3 separate regions of the Mus musculus genome follow, and all the other regions are linked to region 1. Evidence: chromatin loops called from intact Hi-C (ENCODE). Cell type or tissue: heart. All regions are shown on one strand. Region 1 holds the start of Ndufa1 (NADH:ubiquinone oxidoreductase subunit A1). Region 2 holds the start of Upf3b (UPF3 regulator of nonsense transcripts homolog B (yeast)). Region 3 holds the start of Nkap (NFKB activating protein).

Evidence for each region. Peaks named below come from ENCODE experiments on the same cell type or tissue, not always from the same donor. Only the 100,000 strongest peaks of a DNase experiment are listed, where the experiment ranks them.
Region 2: a loop joins it to region 1, with 20 times the contacts of the local background. A loop is called at or near these places in 3 of 42 quality-filtered maps.
Region 3: it touches region 1 in a loop (5-fold over the local background); 3 of 42 quality-filtered maps call a loop at or near these places.

Annotation. Positions count from the first base shown.
Region 1 is chrX:37,187,516-37,195,515 of GRCm38, reverse strand. It overlaps Ndufa1 (NADH:ubiquinone oxidoreductase subunit A1), which reads left to right and starts at 4,278. Exons shown (of 3, transcript NM_019443.2): 1 at 4,278-4,527; 2 at 5,553-5,642; 3 at 7,775-7,928. The coding sequence starts at 4,426. The coding sequence ends at 7,795. Rnf113a1 (ring finger protein 113A1) reads right to left here and starts at 4,294. Exons shown (of 1, transcript NM_153503.2): 1 at 3,049-4,294. The coding sequence starts at 4,124. The coding sequence ends at 3,099. In heart, no CTCF peak of the experiment used is centred here; a DNase peak (open chromatin) is centred at 4,325; H3K4me3 peaks cover 2,625 bases; H3K27ac peaks cover 1,308 bases.
Region 2 is chrX:37,106,968-37,114,967 of GRCm38, reverse strand. Upf3b (UPF3 regulator of nonsense transcripts homolog B (yeast)) reads left to right here and starts at 4,646. Exons shown (of 10, transcript NM_026573.3): 1 at 4,646-4,892; 2 at 5,714-5,820; 3 at 5,947-6,053. The coding sequence starts at 4,737. In heart, no CTCF peak of the experiment used is centred here; a DNase peak (open chromatin) is centred at 4,557; H3K4me3 peaks cover 1,704 bases; H3K27ac peaks cover 908 bases.
Region 3 is chrX:37,122,931-37,130,930 of GRCm38, reverse strand. Nkap (NFKB activating protein) reads right to left here and starts at 4,168. Exons shown (of 9, transcript NM_025937.4): 1 at 3,556-4,168. The coding sequence starts at 3,935. In heart, no CTCF peak of the experiment used is centred here; a DNase peak (open chromatin) is centred at 4,030; H3K4me3 peaks cover 1,834 bases; H3K27ac peaks cover 1,167 bases.

The DNA of each region.
Region 1 (8,000 bases):
TGTAAACTGCCCAATGTGGGTCATCTGAAATAGTAAGCACTCCTAACTGCTGAACTATCTCTTTAGCTTTCCTGTCTTGCTTTTGAGGCAGAGTAGCTCTTGCTTGTTGCTCTATGTACTTCAGTTTAGCAGGCTCCTAAGCTTCGGGAGTATTCTTCTGTCTCCACCTCCCATTTCATTATTTCACACACTGCTGTAAAATAAATAAAATAAACAATGTTTTGGGTATCGTTGTTGTTGTTGTTGTTGTTGTTGTTTTTGTTGTTGTTACATGAGTTCCAGTGATCCAAACTCAGGTCTTTAGGCTTGAACTGCAGACACTCATAGCCACCAGGTCATCTCCCAGTGCTTGATTCTTCCTAGGTTTTCCATCTCTGTTCCCACAAAGCTGAAGGATGTGCAGTCATGGCCAGCTTTTTATAGCTGGGAGCTTGGGATTTGAACTCCGGCCCTTATGCTTTCACAGCAAGTACCCTTACCCATTGAATTATCTTCTTGGCCATGTTGTTTTTATTTCTTTCTCCTTTGGCTTGCATTGTAGTCTCCCCTCCCTCAGCCTGAAACCTGCTTGCTCAGGGGTGGAGCTTCCTGCTCATTCGTTCTGCCACACCTGCGGAGCCACACACGTGCACCTTTCTACTAGACCAGAGATTATTCGGCGGGAATCGGGTCCCCTCCCCCTTCCTTCATAACTAGTGTCGCAACAATAAAATTTAAGCCTTGATCAGAGTAACTGTCTTGGCTACATTCCTTTCTCTCGCCACCTAGCCCCTCTTCTCTTCCAGGTTTCCAAAATGCCTTTCCAGGCTAGAACCCAGGTTGTGGTCTGCTGGCCGGACACAACATTGCATGAGTGTTTTTTTTTTCTCTCTACAGTATCCTCCAATATCCTCTTTTCTTTCCTATTTAACTGTTTTCTTCTGCTCATCTCTTATATGTTACTTTTCTATGCATCCTCAAGCCCCCTTTCTAGTAAGCTGCTCATATATCTCAGTTCCATGTACTCTTTACTACAGAATCTATTCTAGTCTAGCATGTGAGCTCGTGGGGCTCTTGAGATGATTCAGCAGTTAAGAGCCCTTGCTAGTCACACAGAGGATCACATATGAACTCATTATTGCCTCTAATTCCAGTTTCAGGTGATCTAATGCCCTCTTCTAGCTTTCAAAGGAAAGATTTATTTATTCTTTGCATATGAGTACACTGTAGCTGTACAGATGGTTGTGAGCCTTCATCTGGTTGTTGGGAATTTAATTTAGGACCTCTGCTCACTCCAGTCAACCCTGCTTGCTCAGTTCCTACTGGCTCCTGCTCAAAGATTTATTATTATAAATAATGTCTTCAGACCCACCAGAAGAGGGCATCAGATCTCATTACGGGTGGTTGTGAGCCTCTATGTGGTTGCTGGGATTTGAACTCAGGACCTTTGGAAGAGCAATCAGTGCTCTTACCCGCTGAGTCATCTCACCAGCCCCAAATAAATCTTAAGAAAAGGTGATGTCATGTCTGTGAACTCTTCAGCAGGGTTTCAATTCTCTTCCTCCCCCACCTTGAGCATTCCAGGCAGTTGCTCTGCACTGAACCATCTTCCCCCAGCCCTAGGACTGGGTTCATTCTTATTTTCCCCTTTATATTTTATTTATTTTATTCTCTGTGTGTACTTGAAGATCAGAAGACAACCTCTGAGTCAACTCTGTCCCTCCCCAACGTGGGTCCAATTCCGTGGTCTGGTCACGTTTGGCAGCAGGTGTTTCCACCCACTGAGCCCTATCACCACCCAAGAGTTTCGGTTAATTCTGAGATCAACCCAGTACACTCCTTTCCCATACTCACCATGTTTGCTGCTCTCTATACAGCTCTAGGAAGTTGGGGCCTGTGTCTGTTTTATTTACTGATGTTAGGCCCTATCCTAAACACAGTGCTTAAGAAAGTCCGTTCAAAGAATACCTTGAAACAGATTAATAAGTATGACTAAAGTCCCCTTTTAACTCAACTTATACTTTTACCTGTTTTCTTTTTTTTTTTTTTTTTTTTGGTTTTCCGAGACAGGGTTTCTCTGTATAGCTCTGGCTGTCCTGGAACTCACTTTGTAGACCAGGCTGGCCTCGAACTCAGAAATCCGCCTGCCTCTGCCTCCCAAGTGCTGGGATTAAAGGCGTGCGCCACCACGCCCGGCTATATTTACCTGTTTTCTTACATCAACCCAGTCTGAGTTTTACCATTAAAATATTGACTGGTCTTCTGGCCTGTCCTCCCTGCCTCTCAGGAATGTTAACCAAATGTATTTGTCATTTTCATCCCCCCGTTACCTAGAGATTCCTTCAGTGTGGGATTTGGTCTAAATTCCCCATCTTAAAACGTTTGCCTCTTATCAGTTTCTTATCATATACCAAGCACTAAGCTAGATCCCAAACAATTGTGAATACAGGTACACTAATTTTAACAAGGTGTGATTAGTCCCATTGGAGTCTATGAGGACAGGGATAGTTTCAGATTATAGATTATAAAGCATTAGGCTTTTCGCTATCTCCAAGTTCAGTACAACATCCAATTCAGTGGCCATCTGCACATTTCAGGTACCTGACAGCCACATGAGAATAGAATCTAGCATACTGGACAGCTCGACAGAGAGCATTTCCATCGTCAGTGGAAACGGGGGTTACCTATAGGTGCTTCAAAGAGAGCATGGACAATTTCCCAAAGACTGCAAGAAACACCCTCAAAGAGATCGAGGACCAACTCAAGCCCTCCAAATGTGCATTTGAAAACAGCACTTGTACCAACAGATAAAGCATCAGAGTAATTTCTAAACTATTCAAATGTGATATAATAGAATCAGTTCTTGATGTCATCCCGACTTGGGTTCCCTTACGTAAATCCTAGCATTGTTCATGAACTTCTCCCATCCACATGACCTATGCTATAGTCATGGAAGTTATTTCAGGTCTAGAATTCCAGATAATACCTATCTTGAAGCTTTTCCTCTGGAGCCCTACTCCATCGCCTACCTTCTCTGCCACTTCCCTTTAGAAAGAAAGAAAGAAAAGATTTTAAGAAACAACAAAACATTTATTTTGAGACTGAGAATTATGGAAAGTCTAAATAATGGAAACTGGACTCTCCTCTATGTCTTCTAGAGAATCAGAAACACCACCCTCTGCTTCAGCTCGATGCTTTCCCAGTTTAGCAATCAGTTCTTTGGCTGGATTAAAGACGCCATTGGTCTGCTGGTCACAGACATAGCAGCGTGAGGTGGTACGGAAATGCTGCAATGCACAGCGCTCGCAGAAATAATGCCTACACTTGGTGACAACTGGATTTTGGAAGGTCTGGCGACAGATGAAACACTTGAATGGTATTTCCTCATCATCGCTTCCCACTTCGTAGTTTTCGTCCTCATAGACACCATAGCGACCCTCATCAAGCTCACGTTCGATCTGCCACCCGTGCTTGTAATCTGAACGATCATGGAGGAATTTGCAGCTGTCCCCGAAGCCGCAGAAACCAGTCTCCTTGTAGTCCTTACAGATATCGGGCTGGTAATCCCAGCGCACGGTGGCACGTAGATGCTCAGGAGCTCGGATAGGGCCTTTCCTCACCATCCCGGAGGAAGCATTGCCCATGGATGTATCCTTGGGCTTCACGTACTTCTGATAATTATTGATTCCCCGATAGATCTTGTCATCTTCCTTGCCCCTCAGCTCCTCCTGGATCTTCTGGCTCCGCTCAAAGATGGACTGTGCATCTCGATCCTTCTCAGTGTCCAGTTCGTAGACGGCGGTCGCCCCCATATCCTCGGGCCCCACGGGTTTTGCCGAACGGGTAGACTTGTAGACGACGCCGAGACCCTCCGGTTCATTCTCGTCCTCGCTACTCAAGCCGCCATAGGTTGCCTTCTGTTTAGCGCTGCCACGCGTCTTCTGGATCATCGGATTGTGGGTCGCTTGCTTCTTCTCCGGGCGGACCACAGAGCTGCCTTCATCACTGCTGCTGCAGCTGTCCCCGGAGCCTGCATCACAGAGCCGGCGCTTTCGGCGGCCCGCCGCTCCTTTCCGCCCAGGCTTTTTGAAGAGGAACGTGCACACCTGACGGGTAGAATTCCCGGGAGAAAGTTGCTCCGCCATTTAGAGATCCCCAAGTTCTGAAACTGCCGCGACGTCCGGGACCGCTTCGCGTCGTCACACTCCGTGGTGGTCTCTGATGCAGCGGATCAGATAGGAGGAGTAGGACGACAGAAAGAATCCTGTCCGGGAACGCTTGCTGGACCGCGAACGCCAGTCACTTTTGGGCCCCCACAGCCACCGTCGCTTCCTCCTCCGGAGCCGTACGGGGCACCGCCCCTCCCGCGTGCTGCCGGAAGAGAGGTAAAGCCGGGTCACCTCTGAGGAGCCGGTGACGGGTTGGCGTGCGAGTAACGGTGCGGAGATGTGGTTCGAGATTCTCCCTGGCCTCGCCATTATGGGGGTGTGCTTGGTCATCCCCGGGGTGTCCACTGCGTACATCCACAAATTCACCAACGGGGGCAAGGTAAGGCGGCCGACTCGGCCGCGGGTGGGGGACGGTGGGGGACGGGGGCCATTTATGGTGGGGGACGGTGGCCGTTTGGATGCGCCTTCGCTCTGTGAAGAAGAAGCCATCTAAGGGGGATCCTCCTCTTAATGTTGCCTGAACGCGGAGACTTGGGATTCCACCTTTTAACTTTAGTAAAACATAGCCAGTTTGAGGGCTGAGGAGGAGTGGCCCAAAAGGCAAAATCTATTCGGCAGTTAGCAAGGTAGATGACAAGAGTTGGGCCCTGGTTCCTAGGCAGAGGGAGAAAGGTGTTAGTCATGTCCCCGCTCCTTCCCATCGTTCATCTCCTTGCGGACACTGTTTAATTGATTTTGGTGGATGTATTTGTGCCTTTGAGTGCAGGAGCCCGCGGAGATCAAGAGAGGTCCCCGGGTCTCTTGGAACTAGTAGTTAAAGGAGGCTAGGAGGCAGCAGAAGTGGGTGCCACGAATCCAGTCCACTGCAGGAGCAAAGAGCAGTCAAGTCCAGGAAAGCTGGTACTACTACAGTGAAGCCCCGTCTCAAAAAAAAAAAAAAAAAAAAAGAAGTAGTTGAGAGGGGGAGGAGGATAAAGGAAAAAAATCAGTGGTGTTGGTCCCCTCCCCCAACTCAAAAAGGGAGAAGGCTGAGAAGTCAGTTGCCATCATGGTCTGGTTTCATTTAGGAGATTTTGGCTTTGTATTAGTCATTTAGCTTTTGTTTTAACTTTGTCAAGATTTACTATCTATGTATGTGTCTGCTGCTGTCTGTGTGCACCCATGAAGAGTAGAAGAGGGTATTGAATCTCTCCTGGACTTGCAGTTATGACCCCTCCCCCCCCCAAATAAAATCCAACCAACTTGGTGCTGGGAAGCCAGTTGAGCACCCAAGAATAGCAGGCAGGTACCCTTCCCCTCTGAGCTATCTCTTCAGCCTCTAGTATGTCATTTAAGAAAAATTGTGGGGTATATCTTTTTACTGGGTCACTTATATTTATAAACTGCCTTGTCCTTTATTTAAAGGAAAAACGAGTTGCTCGTGTTCAGTACCAGTGGTATCTGATGGAACGCGATAGACGTATCTCTGGAGTCAATCGCTACTATGTGTCCAAGGTAAGATGACTAAAAGAATTGTGGTGGCTTCTGGTAATGCCTTGCCTAAGGTCATACAGGGCTCATTTACTTTGCATGGTTTTTACTAGTGTGGTATACAAACTTTATATATATATATATATATATATATATATACACATACATACATATATAGATAGATGCTCAGTGTATGTGGTGTGCATGCATACATGTGTGTGTGCACTTGTTCATGCATGTGCATATGGAGGGCACACCCATTTATTTACTTGGTTGGTTGATTTGTAATTGAGACAGGGTCTTAATATTTAGCCTTTGCTTGCCTGGAATCCGCTATGTAGACTAAGCTGGCCTTGAAGTCATAAATTGGCCTACCTCTGGCTCCTGAGTGCTGGAATGAAATGTGTGCACTAGCAGGCCTAGGAACTTATTTATTTTTAAATTTGTCTTTAGTTCTATGCAGGCTCCATGGTACAAATGTGGAGGTCAGAAGACAGCTTGTGGGAGTGCCTTATTTAGAGAAGTGATAGAGCTGCCTTGGCAGCGTGTGCTTGTAATGCTAACCCCTGGAAGGCTAAGGCAGGGGGAATCTGTGAGTTTGAGGCTAACTTGGGCCACGTAGTAAGATACTGTCTCATCAAACAAAGCATAAAAAAGAATTAATGTAGTTTGATATGTTTGTGTGTGGTTTGAGTTGGTGAGTGCAGGCTATGCGTGGAGGTCAGAGGACAGAGGACAATCTGAAGGCAGTCACTTCTGGATCTGGGAACCCTTGTAGGATCTGGGAATCAAACTCAGGTTGACAAGTCTGCATGCAAAGCCATTTCTCTGCCTCTCACCCTCATAATTCTTTAAGTTTCATAAATCACTTAATAGCTGCTCCTACCTCATGGATACCCCACAGTGAACCTAGGTAAATTTTGTGCTCGTTTTCTAGATAGGAAAACATGGATAGAGCATGGGGCTCAGTTCGGTGCTGTGTGAGAATCCATCTCATGTACATGAGGGGAGATTAAGTAGCTGCCTTGTAAAAAGCCTGTGCCTCGCTGTTCCATGCTTTCATTTACCCTATGGTATTTTCATACCTGGAAGGAATGCCATTACTTATCTCTAGTAGAGTCTTAAGCTTTTGGTTGTGAGTGAGGTTTTTTGGAGAGGGGACTATTGCTTTTGTTTGAAGGCAGGCACTTGTTACATAAGCCTGGCTGGTCTGGAGCTTGCTGTGTAGCCTACAGCAGCCTTGAACTCAGAGCAAACTTCCTGCCCTTGCCTCTAGTAGCCGAAAACTTGCCTCCTGAATACTCACTGGGATTAGGATTACAGATGTGCAATACTATGTCCACTTTAGATCTTTGGATGTTTACGGGCAAAGGTTTTGGAGTTAGGATACTTTGGCTCTGCTGCTACTTGACTGACTTAAGGAAGTGATTTTTGTCTTCTTGAGACAGAATCTAACAGTTTCTAACTTCTTTGGTTCTTACTTCTTCTCTATTTCATCACCTTCTGAAGACGTTGACTGATTCGGTGTTCACCTTGTGTTCAGTGCTGTTGTGTGAGACAGTTTACTGTTTGGCCCTCTGATCCATGGTAGGGGCTGTGTATGAGGGCCCAGGAGGTAAATAATTACTTGACTGTAGTTCCAGTTAGAGTGAAGGGAAGGTCTTTTCATATATAATAATATGTTTGCTGCTGTCAGGAAACGAACAGGTACAGTGGTGCATCCCATAATCCTAGCATTTGGGAGGTGGAGGCAGGAGTTCACCTTTGGTACATAGGGAGTTTAAGGCCAACTTTGATTATATGAGACCTTGTCAAAAAGCAACAACAACAACAACAAAAACACGAGACATGATGTAGTGTCACACACCTTTAATCCTAACATTCTAGGGGCAGAGGCAAGTAAATCTCTGAGTTTGAGGCCAACCAGGCCTATGGAGTAAGAACCTGTCTGGGGTCGGGGGCGACGTCATTTAGTGGCCATTCTTTAATGATTATGAAGTCAATTTAGTTTCTGTTGTTGCAGTTAGAGAATTGTGGGATGTGAAATCGCTTGTTTTAATAACAGAATGCCATTCTGTGACACTGGAAATTAAACAGCATGCTACATTTTGATGGGAACAGAATCCTCACATTCTCCTTTTCATACTGTTTTACAGGGCCTGGAAAACATTGACTAAGGAAGCATTTTCCTGGCTGATTAAAAGAAATTACTCAGCTATGGTCATCTGTTCCTGTTAGAAGGCTATGCAGCATATTATATACTATGCGCATGTTATGAAATGCATAATAAAAAATTTTAAAAAATCTAAAGTCATTTTTATTTTTATGAAGTAAAGTAAGGGTTTAATAAAGATAATTTGATATAGGCATAAACATGAGGGT
Region 2 (8,000 bases), 81 kb after region 1:
TCCAGAGGTGCTGAGTTCAATTCCCAGCTTACAACCATCCATAATGAGATCTGACATCCTCTTCTGGAGTGTCTGAAGACAGCTACAGTGTACTTACATATATAATAAATAAATCTTTTTTTTTAAAGGATGAAGAAATGGCTCTGCAGCTTTGAGTACTTGCTTCTTTTACAAAGGACCTGGATGTTATTCCCAGAACCCACATGGTGGCTTGCAACTATTACTACCTCTAGTTTAAGCAGCTCTTGTGTTCACCTCTTGCCTCCCCAGGTACCATGCATGGACATGGTACACAGACTCACATGCATGCGAACCTTCATCCACGTAAAATTAAATGTTTCTAAAATTATTTTAATTTTCCCCTCTGCCATGTCTGGAATTTTAATCGTCTCTCTGGAAACCAGCTGATGGAAGGAGAATGTCAACACTGGTAGTGTGTCTTCTAACCTACTCAAACCCCAAATAACATTTTACAGAAATTATTTTAAATGGGGTAGGGTGGGAGAGATGGACCAGGTGGTAAAAGGCATCTGCTGCTAAGTCTGGCAATCTGAGTTCAATTCCCAGGACCTACAGTATGGAAGAAGGCTGTCTGTAGATAGCAGCTTGTCCCCTAAACTTACTCCTGGGCATCTGGACACACAGCGCACGCATACACACACACACACACACATTCACACACACACACAAAGCAAACAAACAAATCATTTTCAATGGCATTGTACTTGTGTGATACACAGATATCCATTCTTAAATAAAAATAAAAGAAACCTAAATTTTTTTTTCAAGACAGAGTTTTTCTGTGTAACCTTGGCTGTCCTGGAACTCACTTTGTAGACCAGGCTGGCCTCAAAGTCAGAAATCCACCTGTCTCTGCCTCCCAAGTGCTGGGATTAAAGGCGTGCACCACCACCGCCCAGCTGAAACCTAAAATTTTAAATCTCAGAAAAAAGTTTTAGGGAAGAAAGGCAGTTGGAAAAATCAGACATAACCAAGTGTGGATATAGGCTTCTCAGAGGAGAGTCATATTTGGGTACTTTTTCTTTCTTTCTTTCTTTCTTTCTTTCTCTCTCTCTCTCTCTCTCTCTCTCTCTCTCTCTCTCTCTCTCTCTCTCTTTCTTTCTTTCTTTCTTTCTTTTTTTTTTACAATAGGCACATATAGGATTATGGTGGTGACAGTGACATCTCTAAACCTTTAAAAGAACAATCTCTCCCCAGCTTTTTTTATACATCGTTCAGAGTGTGTTCTAGAACAAGGTTAAAAGGTTTAAAGTTACAAAGGAGTTGCCAAAATTAATGGATGAGAGAGGTGTCAAAACTTAAGACTACATGTCATTTTGGGTTTAGGTAGGCACACATTGTCTCCGTATGCAATTTTCCCTGTCATTAGTCTTGACATTTCCTGGCTCTCTGACTCTGTCTCCAGTTCACTGAGAGCTGCAATGACAAAAGCTGGATTTCAAGATGAAGGGGCTCCCCGCTTCCTCATGCCCTCCCAACTTCCTGTCTTTTTAGCTTGCCTCAGAACTCTACTTCTGAATTTTTTTTTCAGCATATTAACCTTTTTTTTTTTTGCTTTAAAATACTTTATTGTGATCTTTATGATAACATCAGGTATTTATTTATTTATATATGTTTTTTCAAGACAGGGTTTCTCTATGTAGCCCTGACTGGCTGTCCTGGAACTAGCGCTGTACATAAGGGTGGCCTCAAACTCTCAGAGATCTACCTGCCTTTCACCACCAAGTGCTGGGATTAAAAGCATGTGCCACCACTGCCCAGCTTATTTTTTTTTTAAGCCAAGTATTTTTTTAATTAATTTACTTATTCTCTTTTCATCCCAATATCAGCCCCCTTTTTCTCCCAATCCCCCGCAGATCACTCCCCCATTCTTCCATCCCTTTCTCAGAGGAGAAGGGGAGCCCCCAACACCCACCCCTAACAGATCAAGTGGAGCTGCAGGACTAGGAGTTTCCTCTCCCACTGAGGGCAGACAAGGCAGCCCAGTTAGGGGAATGGGATCCACAGGCAGGCATAGAGTCAGGGACAGCCCCCACTCCAGTTGTTGGGGGCCCGGCATGAAGACCAAGCTGCATATCTGCTATATAGGTTCATGTGAGGGGGTGTCTAGCCCATGCTCGCTCTTTGGTTGATGGCTCGGTCTCTGGGAGACTCCAAGGGTCCAGGTTAGTTGACTCTGCTGGTTTTCCTGTGGAGTCCCTGTCCTATTTGGGTCCCCCAATCCTTCCCCCAACTCTTCCACAAGACTCCCTTAGCTCCATCTAATTTTGGTCCTTGGGTCTTGCATTCATTTCAGTCAGCTTCTGGATGGAGCCTCTCAGAGGACAGTTATGCTAGGTTACTGGCTGCAAGCATAATAAAGTATCATTAATAGTGTCAACAATTGGTTCTTGCCTGTGAAATGGATCTCAATTTAGGGGTAGTCATTGGTTGGCCATTCCCACAGTCTCTGCTCTAATTTCTCCCTGCACATCTTGTAGGCAGGATACATTTTGAGTTGAAGTTTTTGTGGATGGGTTGCTGTCCTTATCCTTCCACTTGTTTCCTGCCTGGCTATAGGAAGTGGCCACTTCAGGATCCATACCCCCACCCCCACCCCTCTGCTAGGAGTTTCCCATGGTGTCCAAGCCAGATATTTATAAAACAAAATAAATGTTAATAAATGTTGTCTCATGCCAGGTGGTAGTGGCACACCTTTATTTTAATTCCAGGACTCCAGAGGCAGATTCAGGCTAATCTCTTGGAGTTCAAGGCCAGCCTGTTCTCCAGAGTGAGTTCCAGGACAGCCAAGGCTACACCCTGTCTCCCTATGTCAAACAAACAAACAAACAAACAAACAAACAAATGTACGTCTCTTGGGGAGGAGAAGGAGAACAATGAAATTTTAGTTTGCTGCCCAGACGAGTGAACTCAGTGATCTTGTGGTTCAGTAACTGGAAGTAGCTCCGGCTACAGAACAGGTATCTGCCACCATATTCAGCTAGCTCTGTCTACCTAACACACAAATATGCTAGTATCAGACCCCCCCCCCCCACACACACACACAATACAGGACTACAAGAAAGACCAAAGTTTCAGCATCTGGCCAACTTAGATGAAGGTCATCCTTTGTAGCAGCAAAATTTTAGTTCTCAGGTTAGTGCAGAATATAAATGAGGGAAGCTTGCTCTCCAGACCCCATTTCTTAATTGCAACACACCATGGTTATTTTTAATCATGGTGCTGAGAACCACCTGCCCAGATCAGGAACCTGCCACACTGAGGTGGGTCAGTGCCTTGTTTCTTTGGCCACCAGCAAACTGTACTGGAGACTCCCCTCCCCTTCAGACAGACACACCAGCAAAATGCTTTATTCTTCTCTTCCTTTCTTCATTTCCTCCCTCTTTCCTTCTACAGAAAACATCTTGTTGGGTATTTCATGACCCTCCTGACTCAGCTTCCCCAAAGCAGGGACTACAGAACACGCTACCACACCTGGTTAAAGAGTCCGTTTTATTGCTCAAATTTATGGCATGTACCAACTACTAAGGCATTGTACTTCATTCTGTGAATGTATCACATCTTGCTTGTCCATTCAACTGTTAATGGGTATTTGACCTTTTTCAAAGTGAAGAAAGTGAACAGAATCAAGTTGGATATTTTCCTTTCCCCATCTTGTTGGATAACAGTGTTGGGAGAGAATTCTTTAATTTGGAAAAGAAAGAAAGGTGGTGAAAACAAATGTAATACATTTTGGTTATAATTCATTGAAATTAGTATCTTGTGTGTTTCTTGAGCATGTGTAAATCCTAATGCCTCTGAAAGTATACTTCAGTTTTAAATAGCTTTTCCTTATCTGTTTATTTACCTGATGGTTGTTTGGTTGATATACGTACGGTTCCACTATCTAGCACTAATTTGCCTGAAAGTTGCTATTTAGACCACACTTTGAATTTGTCTTGATCCTTCTCTTTCAGATTCCCCAGTGCTGCAATTATAGGCTCACGTGGCATAAAACCTTGTGGGTATTTTTTATCTGAAAAAGAAAAGCACTAAACTTTTAAGATTAAGGGATCATAGCGGGGCAGTGGTGGCGCACGTCTTTAATCCCAGCACTCCGGGAGGCAGAGGCAGGTGGATTTCTGAGGTCTAGACCAGCCTAGTCTACAGAGTGGGTTCCAGGACAGCCAGGGCTACACAGAGAAACCCTGTCTCAAAAAAACAAAACAAACAAACAAAAAGATTAAGGGATCATATATACTTAAGATGTTTATGGTATTTTTATCTGAAAAAGAATCACTAAATTTTTAAGATCAAATGATCACATATACTAAAAATCTGGATGATTCCCACATTTCTAATCCTAAACGGGCAGCTGCTTTGCATGCTGGGAGTTGTAGTCCAGAAACGAGTCGTTTCTAGACAAGATGGCGGAGTTGCTAATGACGCGCTAAGGGGCGGGCCCCGAGGGAATCTGGGCCGCTAGGGGATTGGGCAGCATGGGGACTTCGGCAGGCGGGAAGTAAAGGTCAGGTATTAAAACCCTAACCCCGAGTGAAACCGAGGGCCTTAAACTCTCGCGAGATCTCCGGGAGCCCAATGGAACGCAGGGCTCTGCTTATCACTAGGGCTATTTGTTAGGGGCGGAGCTCCTGAGGTCTCTCCCGGAGAGTCGTAGGTGCCCGGCGTAACGGCTTAGCAGCTGTGCCACCGCTCTAAAGAGCGTAACCGTGGCCATGAAGGAAGAAAAAGATCATAGGCCTAAGGAGAAACGAGTGACCCTGTTTACGCCGCAGGGCGCCACAGGCGGCTGTATTGGCGCTACTGCCGAAGGCGCCAAAGGGGACGATAGGCAGGATCGCAACAGGGACAAGAAAGAAGCTTTGAGCAAGGTGCCTATCGGGTGGTGGCACAAGAGGGCGGGACATGTCCACGGACTGGGGAGCATGGCTGGGAATGGGGCTGCTCTCTTCCTCTCCCGGGTAACTCTTCTGTTTCTAACTGAATGGAAATTGCTTCGCACTGTCTCACGCACTGGTGGAAATGGGATTAGCAGGTTCTGATAAAGCCCCCGAAATGGGGGGATGGAGGGTGGGGGTGAGGGAAAAGGAGGGTTCCCAGATGAGAAAAGGTTAGTTCAGAGCTGCGACGGTGGGGTAGTTATGAGAGAGGGGAGCAGCAGGAAAGATAGGGGAACTTTAATTGGCTTGAATTGCTAAATAGACCTTGCCACACCAGGGGTTAGGGGTGGGAGTAATTGTGAAGTACGTGTTAATGCAAGCGAGTTGGGGGAGCACATTAAGAGGATTGATGACCAACCTGGAGGAGCAGACAGATGGAGGGCGATGGGTAAAGGATTTCCGTGGTACACAGAATGGGGAAGGGAGTTCATTTAGCGCATTTTAGACCGGTGAGAGAGACAATGTCGCGACACCGACAAAAGACCAGAATTCGTTCAAAATGGGTTTTAAACTCCATTTAAGAACAGAACCTGGGATTTTCCTTGCCCCAGACAGTTGTCACTTCCAGGAGTTTGTATAAACCCGCGTTATCCATACCTTTGAGTAATTCATAGCATTGGATTGCAGGAGAATATGTTCGGTGTTTTTGTAAGTGTCTGTATTTTAGAGCCGATTATCAGAAGCCATGATTCTGGTATGCCAGAAAGTTGGCTGCTATGTACTGATTTTCCTTTCCTCGTTTGTTTCCTAAGGTGGTAATTCGAAGATTACCTCCCACTTTGACCAAGGAACAGCTTCAGGAACATCTTCAACCTATGCCTGAGCACGATTATTTTGAGTTTTTTTCTAATGATACTAGGTAAAAAAAAAATTAATATTTTACCCTCCTTTTCGCTTTTTGGGCTAGTGTCTTTAATGTGTATGTGTTTGCAATTCAGTCAGACACCTGAAACCATAGTCACGTAATTGCTTTCCGTCTCTACAGCCTTTATCCTCATATGTATGCCAGAGCATATATCAACTTTAAAAACCAAGAAGACATTCTTTTATTCAGGGACCGATTTGATGGCTATGTATTCCTTGACAATAAGGGTGAGTATACGATTTAGGAGAGTTTTTCATGGTTACATTGAACAGAGTGTGTGCTGCCACTTGCGGTATGTGCCTGTAATCAGAGCAAAGGATGCAGAAGCAGGAGGGTGACTCCAAGTTTGAGGTCAGTCTGGACTACATAGAATGACCACTGAGAGAGAGAGAAGAAAAGAGATAGGGTTGAGGAGAGGGAGGAAGGGGTGTGGGAGAGCAATATACAATGCTTTCTCCAAGTCTGTGTGGGTTAGACTTAAACTCCTTTAAGATAAAATGTGCAACATTGAAAGAATTTTTATAACCCTGAGATAGTTTTCTTAACTTATGATTTCTTTCCTTTGATCCAGTGACTATAATTACCACTGATTTCTCCTGTTTGATACTTTATACTTGTTTCAAATGTCGACTTCCTGCCTCAAAGATGCTAATTAGTATCCTTTATGTTGCTAGTCCTCAGTTAGAATACTGTTTACCTTTCTCACAAAGCTGCGGAAAACTAAAGCCTCAAATTGCATCTCCCAGGCTGGAGATGTAACGCAATGATTGATGATATGTGAGACCTTGGGTTCAATTCTCAGCATCGGCAAATAACAGGAACACACCACAGCATCCTGGGATCCAAGCTACACAATGTGTAACATTAACAGATTTCGGAATGAACTCCTGACTCACTTTCCGTTTGCTGTCTGGGGTTTGCAGGGTTTAGCTAGAATGTATCCAAGTTGCCTTTTGCCACCTTTCATTTGGTTTTTGACTCATGGACAAGTGATGTGGGGTTTCCTGTCTGTTTTCATTTCCTCAATTACTTCAAGTTTGCAAATAGTAAATCCTTGTTGTGGAATATGCCTGATAACAAGTTGAAGGCTTGACAACTGTGTTTGTCCAATGTATATACACTTAGGGTCAAATAAGGTTCTCTCACCGTGCCAACTTTTACTCTTTGCTACATTGTAACTCGTGCCTAACACACGGTGCCTAATTATCCCATTTCCCAAACTGTCTTTATTTTTTCCTGACCAGCCTTTTTTTTTTGTTTTGTTTTGTTTTTGTTTTTTCTTTAATTCCAGACAGGGTTTCTCTGTATAGCCCTGGCTGTCCTGGAACTAATTCTGTAGACCAGGCTGGCCTCGAACTCAGAAATCCGCCTGCCTCTGCCTCCCAAGTGCTGGGATTAAAGGCATGCACCACCATGCCCGGCTATGACCAGCCTTTTTATTCTAGTAGATAACAATGATTTCTTATTTAGCTTCTATTGACTTATTATCCTCTTAATCAGTTTTATTACCTGCATGTGTTTATTTTGTGTGTCTTTAGGCTATGGAACATGTGGTCTCCCTTCCACCATGAGGGTCTTGGGACTTGAACTCAGATCATCAACCTTGGTGGCAAGTGCTGTTACACACTGAGCCCTCTCACCAACCTGCTGTGGATTTTTTTTTCTTTTTACAGTTTCATTTATTGTGCTTGTTTTTAAAAGTATTTTATGTGTATGGGTGTTGCCCGTATGTATGTCTGTGCATCACATTCATGCCTAGTGCCTACAGAGGCCAGACAAGGGGATCAGGTAACTTGGACTGGAGAGTTAAAGATGATTGTGAGATGTCATGTAGGTGGGTGCTGGGAATTGAACCTAGATCTAAGAGGAGGAAGTATTCTTAATCATTGAGCCGTCACTCCAGCACCTAAAATGGAGTGTTTTTTTTTTTCTAAGATTTGTAGTGTCTTCCTTCCTTCCTTCCTTCCTTCCTTCCTTCCTTTTTTCTTTTTTCTTTATCTTTCTTTCTTTTTTTTTTTTTTTTGAGGCTTATCTATACTTTTGCAGACAACCAGTGTCTTTTGCAGGGAGTTCTGTTTTTCTATTTCTGTATTATGTCAGCTTAATTGCCATAAACTTGCACACAGCCACTACACTACGGACTAGACATGGGGACTCTCATATACTAGGCCATG
Region 3 (8,000 bases), 65 kb after region 1:
AATGTATAATAATAAACTCAACAGACGTCAAGTCTCCCAGTATTATTTTCATCATATATCTTTTGAGACAGGATCTTACCATGTTGCCTAGGCTGGCTCTGAACTCCTAGGCTCATGATCTAGCCTTCCAAGTAGCTGGAGCTACAGGGACACCTGAATCTATCTATATGTTTTAAAAAGTTAATTAAAACGTGGTTTAAGCCAGGCGGTGGTAATGCATGCCTTTGATCCCAGCATTTTGGAGGCAGAGGCAGAGGCAGAGGCAGAGGCAGAGGCAGAGGCAGAGGCAGAGGCAGAGGCAGAGGCAGAGGCAGAGGCAGAGGCAGAGGCAGAGGCAGAGGCAGAGGCAGAGGCTGAGGCAGAGGCAGAGGCAGAGGCAGAGGCAGAGGCAGAGGCAGAGGCAGAGGCAGAGGCAGAGGCAGAGGCAGAGGCAGAGGCAGAGGCAGGCAGATCTCTGTTTGAGGCCAACCTGGTCTACAGAGAGAGTTCCAGGACAGCCAGGGAATAACAGAGAAACCCAGTCTGAGAGCAGGAGAGTGGGGGAGAGACTTAGCTTAACTATAAACTCATTATGTAGGATTTAATGTTCTGATAGTAACGGGTACCAACTATAGAGTGCCTCAGCAACTGGGTAAGGACATCCCTTTGCTGAATGTGTGGCACATGTTCGAAATGTCCTCATTTCACTGTAAAGATTGACAGAAAGTCTTATATTTAAAAATAAATGCATTTGTTTATGTATGTTATAAAGATAAGGAAATCTTGATTTGAAAACTTTCAGTTTTCAGGAACCTAGGAATTAGTGAAGAAGATAAAGATGAAAGGAAAATAAAAGGGATTCGAGAAAGGAAGAAGAGTCTTCCTTGCCAGAAACTCTCCTCTCTTACCAGCTTTCCTTTCAGACCCTTTTGGAGGAGGACGCTCTCTACTCTTGCGGGGGAAGGGGACACTTTATTCATTTTATGTATGAGACTAATTCTGTTTTAATATTTACTACGACTCATAAACTTAAAATACAAACTATGGGCTAGAAAGATAGCCTAGAGGTTAAAAGAACATACTGTTTTTGTAGGGGACTGGAATTTGGTTCCTAGCTTCCTAGCTGGTTAGCCCTCAGCTACCTCTAAGCCCAGCTCCAGGAGATCTGACGCTTCTGGCCTCCCAAGGCATCTACACTGACATGTACATATCCACACACAGACACATACATACATATAATTAAAAATATAATAAAAATAACACTGAGTGTGCTGGTGGATGCCTTCAGTCCCAATACTTGGGAGGCAAAGGCAGGCAGATCTCTCTGTGTTTGCAGCCAGCTTCATCAACATGAGTTCCAGGACAGCCAAAGCTATACATAGTGACCTTGTCTCAATCCCCTCCACCCAAAAATAAATAAAATAAAAATAATTCTTTGAAGAAAATAATTAGCCTGAATTCCTTAAAGTTTGATGGCTTATGACTCACTTTTAAAAGTTACTACTGGGCTGGAGAGATGGCTCAGTGGTTAAGAGCACTGACTGCTCTTCCGAAGGTCCTGAGTTCAAAACCCAGCAACCACATGGTGGCTCACAACCATCTGCAATGTGATCTGACGCTCTTGTCTGGTGTGTCTGAAGACAACTACAGTGTACTCATATACATAAAATAAATAAATCTTTAAAAAAAAAGTTACTACGAAAGACCTATAATTGGCTTTTCTTTTTTTTAACATTTTTGATCATGAAAAAGGGTATTGATAACTACACAGAGAGAGACTTGGAGAATTTTGTATTTGGCCAAAATGGATAATTTAGAAAAGGGGTACAACTGTTTGTGGCTTCTGGGGGAAGAATGCCTGCCCAGCCATAAAGAGCACAGAAGTCTCATGTCTATTGCTCCTGTAATATGTTAAAATTTCTTATTTTAAAACACAAAGTCTAAGGCCTAGTACCATGCCTAAGACATAATTTTAATAGACAGAATAAACTTCATATCACCTAAAAGTACAAATGCAAATCTCATCCAATCACTTAACATTCCAGTAAATCCTTTACTCCTCTGAAACTGGATCTCATAGGACAGGGTCTAGCTAGTCTTCAACTCCTAGTGGTTCTGACCCTCTCTCAAGTGTTGGGATTAGAGACATGATCCTGGCTCAGCATTTGCTTTTCAACTGACACACTCCATGGGTACCATCCCAGAGGTCTCTAACAGATCAGGACTGTTTCACTTATGGATGTTATTACACCCTTAAAAGCCTTGTTACTGATTTCCCTGTCCCTTGTGGGCCGCTGCTCCAACTCGGGGCCTCGGGTTTGCTAGGCAAGCATTCTTCCCCTGAGCTCAGCTCCAGCTTCTGCGGATTTTTAATGATGAAGAAGCGAAGCTAGGAAAGGTCTCACTTGCCCAAGACCATCCTGCTTCACCACAAACAAAACCTTCACACTCAGGCAGGGCAATGCGGAAACTTGCCCTTTTTTTTTCTTATACTGTATTTCTTCCCCTGCTGGGGGAGGAAAAAAAAACATGAAGCATCTCTCAACTGTTGGAAAGTTAACTTGCCCCTCGATGCCTGTAATACTTGAAATTTTACCATTTTGAAACACATGGTACAGGGCCTAAGACCTAATTTTTAACAAGCATAATAAACTTCATACATATCAGATACTATGACTAATGCAGCAACATGAGCCTCTCTCAGGATATCACTCTACCTCAGGCCTACCTTGAATTAACTCTGTAGTACAGGCTGGCCTCGAATTACTTGTGACAGTCCTACCTCGGCTTCCTGAACGCTAGGATTACAGGAGTGAGACATCATGCATGCCCAGCTTTTGAATTTAAATATGTCTTGAGGCATGGCCTCATGTAGACCAAGGCGGCCGTAAATTTGCTACGTCGATGAGAATGAGTGTTCTGACTTGCCTCAAGAGTCTCACAGTTGTTGCTACTAAAGATTTGTGAGTCTTTTTAAACTAAGAATTCCATTAGAGGAAATCCAATCTCATTCCCACATTGGTTTGCATGGTCAACACGGCTGAGACCACTTGCCAAGACTTTTCCCAACATAGCCTCATCTAATTATTCTTTTCCCTCAAAACCAATACATATACTTAATTACAATACTTCCCAGTTCACTGCAAAACGTTTCCACTGAAATATCCTCTTGTCTCAATTTTTTCTGTTTGTTCATGCAACAAGAAACAGCTGCCATGCCTACCAAGAGGCAGGCACTACTAATTCTGTGATCAATAAAAGTCACAAACCTCTATTTCCGTTTAGTGAGGAATAAAGACAGGTGCACGGATAATGACACCAAGGCATACAATAGCCTCTTACTTTCCCAGTAGGGGTAAGTAGGTAGTGGGAAACCAGGGCCTCTTATGAAGGAGTCTAGGGATGAATGAAAATGTAAGTTAGAAAGGATAAATAAAAAAGGTCACGGGGTGAACTGAAGAAAGAGATGAAAAAGGTGCGAGGCGGATGGGAAGCGAAATAAAACAGAAACAATGAACAAGCTGGACTCAAAGGCAGGCAGAATGACCCAAGAGAGGGTGCGGCGATTTCACTCACTTCTGCCGGAGACTCTCCTCCCTTTCCTTGTCCAGCAGGCTAGGCCATGGCTTGTCGCCCCCGTAGGGACGCGAGTAGCCGCCGTAATAGGCGGACGAGGATGCAGAAGCAAACGGGGCGCTCCGCTGTGCCGAGGGCCGTTCGCGAGAGCGCGATCGAGAGCGGGAGCGGTAAGATTGGTTTCGGGAGCTTTGGCTGAAGCCACTCAGCGAATGACTGAGGCCATTCCGGTCGCCGAACCGAGAACAAGAGCGCGAGCGAGACCGGCGACACCGCGGGGAGCGGGAAGATTTGATGGATTTGGGGCTCCGCGATGGACTGCGACGCTTCGCCCCGGAGGCCTCCCGTTCAGGGCTACGCGAGCCCGATACAGGAGCCATGGTGGGGGAAGCTGAAGCTACCAAGGGGCGGGACAAGGAGGCGCTCTCGCGACCCCCAAAGGTCCCGGACACCTAGGGTCCTAGAGCTTGCAGCCGACCAAATCCGAAAAAAAGCAAGCAAACAAACAAACAAACAAAAAAACCAACTTGGAAACAGTTCCGTGTACAGCGGTAAACCCCTTCCCCCGGACCCAGAGTCCTTGCCGCCAACAGGAAGGGATTTGTGTACCTCTATATAGAAGCCGGCCAGGAAACTGAGGCTACGCTCTCATCCAGTTCCTAGTGAGGTTTCTGAAACCTAAACCGCACTGGATGCCTGAAAGAACATTGCGATGAATGAGACAAGTATTTCATTGAGTAGCCATATAAGCAACACCGCCAATTCTCCCTTTATTTAGTGTGGGACGATCTTTGCCTGTATAGTGTGCGCGTATGAATCTGTGTATGTATTATAACCCCCACTCCCACTCTTTTTTTTTTAATCCCAAGCAAACAAAAGATCATGATTAGGGTTAAGCTTTAATCTAAGATCATTGTTGTCCAGTTCACTTAGAAAGCATACATTCTGATAACTTCAGTCTGTTATACTCCGATTAATTTAGCGACCCAGAGGAAAATCTTAGTACGTAGGTTCAAGCCACCCATCTCTACAAATGTCCCACAAAACGAAGTTATCAAGCCCCTTCAACTAGTCCATCATACACTAGCCCAGCAAAATATAAGGTAGACGATTAATAGTTGTATGTATTAAGTATTTTTAGGCAAAAGAGCATTCAAATATTAATTTTGTTTTTAATTTTTTTGAAATTGAAATGTAATTGTGTCATTTTCCCCTTTCTACCTCCAACCATTCCTGCGTGCCTCCTCTTGCTCTTTTAAACTCATTGCCTCTTTTTCTTTATTTGTCATTACATGTACCTGTAACTATAGCTGTTGTAATGTTTTCACCAGAGAAGACTACTTAGATATGGGTTTTAGCCAATAGAAAGTCACACACGCCGGGGCGGTGGTGGCCCATGCCTTTAATCCCAGCACTTGGGAGGCAGAGGCAGGAGGATTTCTGAGTTCAAGGCCAGCCTGGTCCACAGAGTGAGTTCCAGGACAACCAGGGCTACACAGAGAAACCCTGTCTCGAAAAAAAAAGTTGCGCGCGCACACACACACACACACACACACACACACACACACACACACACGTCCTGTGTTGATATACTTCAGTTAACAAGAACATGTCCAAAAGTGAAACTACAGAAGCCAACAGGGAAGGTCAGTACCTTTAGGAATATTCCCAGAACTATGTACTTTGATCTTTTGTCTTTTGTTTTGGCAGGTGATACTGTCTACATGCTGAATGTTGCAGCCTGAATGGTACTTCCATCATGGAGTCAGTTGTGCTAAGGTCTGGGGACCTACTAAGGTCTAGAGCCCTGTTACAATAACCTGCTCAGAGCATATATTAACCGTATGTTTATGATTTCAGGACCGACCATTTGGTATTGGATAATCAGCTGAGGGAAGACTATTTCTCCTGGCTCTCAGCATTACCTAGTTGCCTGTAGTTCTTTGTCTAGGGTTAGAGCCTCGTGAGATTTTCCCATAATCTATCTTCTGGTGTCATCCTTGTCAGGTCTTGCTTAAGTAGCCATGTTGCTGAGACTTCATAGTTTCTCTGACATTTCTAGGGGATGCAGTCTGAGAGCAAACTTCTTGGTCTCTTACACTCTTTCTGCCCACTCCCTTCCTCCATGATCCCTGAGCCATAGATGCAAGGGTTAGGTTGCATATGGATCAGTCTGGGCTGGGCACCACAGGATTACTTGTTCTCTGTGATGGGTGCAGTACATATTTCATTGAGTAGTCACATGAATAGCTCCACCAAATTTGATTTTTCTGTGTGGTGCTCTCTGTCTTTTGTAAAGATAAGTTTCTTTAATGAGGGGTGATTGTTACACTTGTATATATGGGTGTAAGGATAAATATTTATAATACAGTTAAAACTGTGCTGGTTTAGTAAAGTGGTGGTTGTAGATTCTGTGCAAAGATAAATTCATCAGTAGCCCTGGGTAGTTGGCTGGGTTTCTGGTACGAGGTATCATTTCCTTCTTGTTGAGCAGGCCTTATTTTATTTGAGGATGAATGAAAATGTAAGGAAGAAAAGGATGAATAAAAAGATTATGGGGTGGAATGAAAAAAGGGATAGAAAAAGGTTTGAGGCAAGCAGGGATCAAAATACAAGCAGAAACGATGGATAACAAGCCAGACTCAAAGGTAGGCAGGCTCATCTAAGAGAGGATGCAGCCAAATAGAGATCTGCTGGTAGTAGGATATTCATGCCCCTCCTGCACCCTTAGAAATATCATGCTGTGCTGGTTGATGTTGAAGTTCTTAGCTGTCATTGCTGGCATGACTATTGGTTGTTCTGGAATTTTGTATGGCAACTTCTGGTACCACAATTGCTAGTCCTCAGGGAGGCAGCTTTCAAGTCAGAGCCAATGTGTATCATCTAGGTCCTAGCCTATAATGTTTGGGGAGGCTCTTGGACTCCCCTGACCAATAACTCAAAGCGGGGAGTTCTTTCCAGGTCCAGCATGACTGCATAAGGGGTGTTGTGACACAGTTCCTGCCCCTGAAGCATTGCCAAGCTGTTGATCAGCACATGTGCTGATTGACTGCCATTGGCCTGGATCTGATCTGCTGTCTGATCTATGTGTTTTACTTTCAATCTCTCCTGGAGAATACACTTCCCCCGTTACTCAAAGCTAATAACACCATAATAAATGAAACAGATGTGGTTCTCGGGAATGAGGAATGGAGGTGGTCATAAGACTGTGGTGGGTGAGGGACAGGCCTTACCCTTGATCTTGATGGCCATGAGAAGAATCTAGACAACATAACCACAGAGGCCATAAAAACCTACATGGCCCTTTGTAGAAATTACTCCTAGCTAGAGTTGGCCTTGAACTTGGAATTCTGTGAGGAGATGCATGCATCCTATGGTTGAATGACTGCTGGATTAGATAGCCAGGATGAACTGGGGGATATCAAGGATAGAGAGTTAAAGTGGGTTCAAGAAGAAAAGTCATGGATATAGAAAGAAGGAGAAACCTATAGAAAGCAAGGAAATGATAAATGGGTTTATCTTATAGGAGGAAGGCTCATATATGATTAAGAAACAAATATTACGGGCTGGTGAGATGACTCAGTGGGTAAGAGCACCTGACTGCTCTTCTGAAGGTCCAGAGTTCAAATCCCAGCAACCACATGGTGGCTCACAACCATCCGTAACGAGATCTGACTCCCTCTTCTGGTGTGTCTGAAGACAGCTACAGTGTACTTACATATAATAAATAAATAAATCTTTAAAAAAAAAAAAAAAAGAAACAAATATTACTAGAGAGCACATGAAGCCATGTCATTTCTAGGATGGGGAGACAAAGATTAGAGAATTAAAAGATGATGTACAAGCATACGAAAAGTTAGTACTTCCTTCTCTTAGTTACTTGAAGGATTGGCGATGACAATGCCTGGAGAGATATCGTAGAGAGCTAACTGCTTCACTTGCATAAAATAAGATGTTTTATAAGAAATCATTTTAACCTTAGTAATCTGTCACCTTTCTTTTCTTACATAAAAACAGTTACTAAAGACTGCTGTCTGCTGTACCAGGAAACCGCAAAAGCTGTGTCCAGCTACCTGTGCAGAACAGGCTGTGTAAAAATTATAAGGAAATGTGCTTTTGCTTTGTGTTTAGCTTCTGTTTTAAGAAAACAAGAGTTGGAACTAATGATGCAGTATTTTTAGAAGTTATGTAAATTTAAGAATTTCTAAAAAAATAATTAACAATGGCCAAAGCCTTCACGATAGAGTTTCAGTAAATAAAAGACTGGGTTCGGGCTCTCAGGTCAAAATGAGTCATCTCCTTTGAAATGTAAGAGAAAGTTGTATGAAATGTTAAATGGAAATGGTTAACCTTATGTTGAATGTATTCTATGAAAAAAAAAAAAAAACCAATTAGTCTGAGGTCAATGGCCTAAACCAGAATTATGTGGAATTATTCTGTTTTAG